2 separate regions of the Homo sapiens genome follow, and region 1 is linked to region 2. A link is an interaction called in ENCODE POLR2A ChIA-PET data of the cell type or tissue named here. Cell type or tissue: A673. All regions are shown on one strand.

Region 1 (2,500 bases), 850 kb before region 2:
TGGAATAAATGGTATTAAAATTAGTACTTATCAGTCGGGCATGGTGGCTCACGCCTGTAATCCCAGCACTTTGGGAAGCCTAGGCAGATGGATCACCTGAGCTAAGGAGTTCGCGATCAGGCTGGTCAACATGGTGAAACCCCTTCTCTACTAAAAATATAAAAACTAGCTGGGCGTGGTGACGGGTACCCATAACCCCAGCTACTTGGGGGTCTGAAGCACGAGAATTGCTTGAACCCAGGAGGTGGAGGTTGCAGTGAGCCGAGATCTCGCCATTGCACTCCAGCCTGGGTGACAAGAGCAAAACTCCACCTCAAAAAGAAAAAAAAAAAAAAAAAATTAGTGCTTGTAAGTAGGTCAAAAAAATGGAAAGATGTCCCCAGTTACATCCATTCTTTTCCTCAGCTCATTCATTGCTATCTAATGAAGCAAACCTTATTGTTCCTCTTGCCACCATTATCGTCTTTTCATAAATAGGTTTTGTTGGTAACCAAAGAGAAAAATGGATGCTCAAAGTCTATTCTTAGTCATGATTTTGCCTTAAGGGATTTATCTTTAAGCCATGGTCTGTATCATTGTACTTCGATTGCATGTGAAGTGCGGAAAAATTTGTTACTAGTAATAAAGTAATCACGTTGGCCAGTGATAACATTTTTTTTTTTTTTGAGACGGAGTTTCACCCTTTGGTCCAGGCCCGAGTGAAGTGGTGCGATCTCGACTCCCTGAAACCTCCGCCCCCCGGGTTCAAGCGATTCTCCTCCCTCAGTAGCTGAGATTACAGGTGCCCGCCACCATGCCCAGCTAATTTTTTGTATTTTTCGTAGAGATGGGGTTTCACCATATTGGTCGGGCTGGTCTCAAACTCCTCAGACCACCGTGATCTACCCGCCTTGGCCTCCCAAAGTGCTGGGATTACAGGCGTGAGCCACCGAGCCCAGCCACAACAGTTCTTTTAATGCCCTGGGGATACATGAGCCAACAAGATTACTATGGCTTCTGCTGAAATGGAGGAGACATTAAGTAATAATGACAAAAGTGATTATTTAATTGCAATTATGGTAGTTGCCACAAAGTAAGAGTAGAACGTGCTATGAGAGCATATAATAGGATTTCTGATATGCTCATGCTCTGGGGTCAGGAAGAAGCTTCCCAAGGGACTTCGCAGTTAAGGCCTTAACAAGACTTGAGGGATGATTAGGACCTGCCTGGGACAAGCATTCAATAGAGAGCAGCCAGGGCGCTTGGGCAGGAAGGTGTTTGAAAATGTCTCAATTTAGTTCTTTCTAAACTATAAATGTGTAGCATATGGCCTTGGATAGGTTTAAAAGTTAGGAAGAGATAAATGCCTTAAGATCAACCCATTGGTTTAAAACAACAATATGCCAATAAACTGAGATGAATCTTCATCTGTTGACATTAGCACAGTGGTTCTCAACTAGGGACAGTTTTACTCCCTACTCCAGCCACATTTATCAGTGTCTGGAGACACTTTTGGTTGTCTCAGGGATTGTGGCTAAGGGGTTGCTACTGGTATCTAGAGAGAAGAGGCCAGGGAGGCAGCTAAGCCTCCTACAATATACAGGACAGCTCCCCAACGAAGAATGACCTGGCCCAAAATGTCTATAGTGCTGAGAGTGAGAAACCCTGCACTGGAGCCCTAAATTAGATGACAGTTTCTGCTGGACCATTCATTAAAGATTTCTTTAGTGACAGAAAGGATGCAGTGAAACAGAATACTAAGGTTCAGAATGAAGTACAAATATCTAATATAATAAAATAAATACCAGAAATCTTAACATGATCCTGGACTGCTTCCCTGGACCCTGAACTTCCCTTGACCTTGCAAAGGTTTATATTTTTTTCCTGGTTGTTTCTTTTGTCAATGCTTTGTCTCTCTCCTTTTTTTTTTTTTTTTTTTTTTAAGATGGAGTCTCACTGTGTTGCCCAGACTGGAGTGCAGTGGCACGATCTCGCCTAACCACAACCTCCACCTCCCAGGTTCAAGCGATTCTCCTGCCTCAGCCTCCCAAGTAGCTGGGATTACAGGCACATGCCACTATATCCGGCTAATTTTTTATATTTTTGGTAGAGATAGGGTTTCACCATGTTGGCCAGGCTGGTCTCGCACTCCTGACCTCAAATGATCCACCCGTCTTGGCCTCCCAAACTGCTGGGATTACAAGCGTGAGCCACCGTGCCCCCTCGTATTCCTTTGCTGTGTTATGGTCAAGTTGTTTTATATTTTATTTACTCACTGTTAATGATGACTTTTTTATAGTCTGTCATATCTGTATTTCGGATTTAGTTCCTTTTGTTAATCAAAAATTACAGTAATTTATGGAATAAATTATAGGTGGTACAGATACACATTAAATATCTTGCAATACATAGTGTTCCTTTTATTTTAAGAAGAACTGCAAGTACAGGTTTCTGAGTCAGATGTTCTGTTGGGAGGAGCTGTAAACATCATGCTCTTTTGAAACATTCTGTTATTAAATTA
Region 2 (2,500 bases):
GCTTTGCAGCCTGCTCCTTTTCCTCATGAACCTCATTCCACATCTACATATAAACATAATCTTATGACAACTTTTACTAAGTGAATAACATTTCATCGTGCCACTGCATTATAATTAATTTAATTCCTCACTGTTAAATGTTTGGGTTATTTCCACCTGTTTCACTACCTATTTCATACACAATGCTATGGTAAATCAGCTTGCAACTCAATCTTTGTGGAAATGCCAGATCATCGTGTGCAATGCTTTGTAGGGTGGCAGAGTTTGAGAGCCCATCCCCCTACACCTTTCCCACAGAAGACAGGGACCAAGAAGTAGAATCGGAGTCAGAGGTGCGGGCAGCATTGGCACATAAAATGTTACTCAATGAAGAAATCGGGTGGCTGTCTATCCAACCCAAAGATCAGTTAGAAGGTGCTCCTTCCAGGTTGGCTTTTAGAAATAGCCCAGCACCAGGGCCGGTGGAAAATACAACGCGGAGGCTATCTGCAGCCATTCAGTCCTGAGAAAAGAGTCCCTGCCAGGAAGTGGATCTTGCCTGTGTCTATGGAAACAAACGGCATAAGAAACTTACAGGAAATCCTGGCACTGGGTAAGAACTAGCAGGGTGATGCCCACATGAGAAGTTGCGCCTGGGAGGGCAAGGCAGACCAGGCCTGCCATGTGCAAAGACTCAGCCAAGAGCTATGTATGTACCTGGGGAGAGGCAGGCTTAAGCTAATGAAACAGGCTGGCCATGCCCCCAGCTGCATATGTGAAACCGGCCCTGAGTGCTGCTCTCTCTTATCTCCCCTTTATCTAGGCTTGGGGCATGGGAGGACAGAAAAAGTAGCCTGTAAGAGGATAAATTTCCCTTTACACCTGGCTAAGGCAGAGGGCTAGGATGGCATAAAGCTGCCTTGCTGAAATGTGAGAGCGCTGCCAGAGCCTGGCTTTGTGAAAAACCAGGAATGGCTGATAAGCACAGGCCAGACCTAACCCATGCAGAAACGGGGGCTTACAATGGATGGCACAGTCATCTTGGCCCCAGGAAGCACTAGTCAGCCCCAGATTCCCCAGGGATCTCAGTCTTAGGCGAGGCACTGAAGGGGACAGAGAAGACGGAGTCACAGGAGCCAGGCCCCAGCTGCTAGCTCAGCTGGGCCAATGAATAATTCAAAGGCTCCCAGCTCCTCTTCAGGAGAGGGCTTTTTGAATGTTGTAGGGGCTGCCTCTATTGTTTGCTGTGTTGGGAGAGAAGGGCTGAAAGAAAGGGAACTGGGGCTGAAACACCTTCGAGGCACAAAGAACAACTCCAGCTCTCCCATTCTCCCTAGGCCAGTGTTTCCTTTTTGGATTTCAAGGACCAGTAAAATCTTCCCTAACATTTTACTGACCATTTTTGAATTTTGCCCCCTTGTAAGTTTTAAAAAAGCAAACAGAACAACAACAACAAAAATAAATCTCTTATCACATTTATTTTGCAAAAATCGAAAATGTTAACCCCCATAAGAGGAGGACAGGCATCATTTAAAATAAGAGCTAGCTGGCCAGGCACAGTGGCTCACGTCTGTAATCCCAGCACTTACGGAGGCCAAGACGGGCAGATCACCTGAGTTCGGGAGTTCGAGACCAGCCTGACCAACATGGAAAAACCCCATCTCTACTAAAAATACAAAATCAGATGGACATGGTGGCACATGCTAGTCGGGAGGCTGAGGCAGGAGAATCGTTTGAACCCGGGAGGCGGAGGTTGTGGTGAGCCGAGATCGTACCATTGAACTCCAGCCTGGGGAACAAGACTCCATCTCAAAAATAAAAATAAAAATAAAAATAAATAAATAATAAAAAAATAAGAGCTAGTTTTTTTTTTCTTTTTGAGACGAAGTCTCGCACTGTCGCCTGGGCTGGAGTGCAGTGGCACCATCTTGGCTCACTGCAACCTCCGCCTCCCGGGTTTCAAAGGATTCTCCTGACTCCACCTCCGAAGTAGCTGGGACTACAGGTGCCTGCCGCCACGCCCAGCTAACTTTTTGTATCTTTAGTAGAGACGGGGTTCCACCATGTTGGCCAGGCTGGTCTTGAACTCCTGACCTCATGATTCACCCGCCTTGGCCTCCCAAGGTGCTAGGATTACAGTCATGAGCCACCGCGCCCAGCCAAAAGCTAGCTTTCTATGCAACAACACTATTGAAAATTAGAACTGACTAATGCCTAATGGTAACAATAGCTAATAACAATCGAAGTATTTATTTAGTATGTGTTAGGCGCTATGCAAAAGACAACCACTACTCGTGGGATCTCAGTGAATTTTCCCCAGGGGGCCATGACTAGTCTGCTGACTCTTACCACTCTACAGATGAGGAAACAGAGGGTCAAAAATGATTCACAAGTTATGAAACTAGCCAGCTGGACTCCAGAACCCAAGCATGTAACCACACTGCAATCCTGCCAAAGTACAGCCCTTGAGCTAAGACAATACCTGGGCCGGGCGCAGCAGCTCACGCCTGCAATCCCAGCA

Evidence for each region. ChIA-PET counts read pairs that join two places held together with the same protein. Peaks named below come from ENCODE experiments on the same cell type or tissue, not always from the same donor. Only the 100,000 strongest peaks of a DNase experiment are listed, where the experiment ranks them.
Region 1: POLR2A ChIA-PET joins it to region 2 with 6 read pairs; 1 of 35 experiments calls an interaction of 5 or more read pairs at or near these places.

Annotation. Positions count from the first base shown.
Region 1 is chr9:129,975,324-129,977,823 of GRCh38, reverse strand. All of the region lies in intron 4 of FNBP1 (formin binding protein 1), which reads left to right. Among named protein-coding and RNA genes, the nearest start is that of FNBP1, 67 kb to the left of the region's middle. In A673, no CTCF peak of the experiment used is centred here; a DNase peak (open chromatin) is centred at 1,093; H3K27ac peaks cover 668 bases.
Region 2 is chr9:129,125,507-129,128,006 of GRCh38, reverse strand. The region is part of intron 3 of PTPA (protein phosphatase 2 phosphatase activator); the gene reads right to left. Among named protein-coding and RNA genes, the nearest start is that of PTPA, 15 kb to the right of the region's middle. RefSeq lists an enhancer at 239-1,161. In A673, no CTCF peak of the experiment used is centred here; a DNase peak (open chromatin) is centred at 1,076; H3K27ac peaks cover 1,392 bases.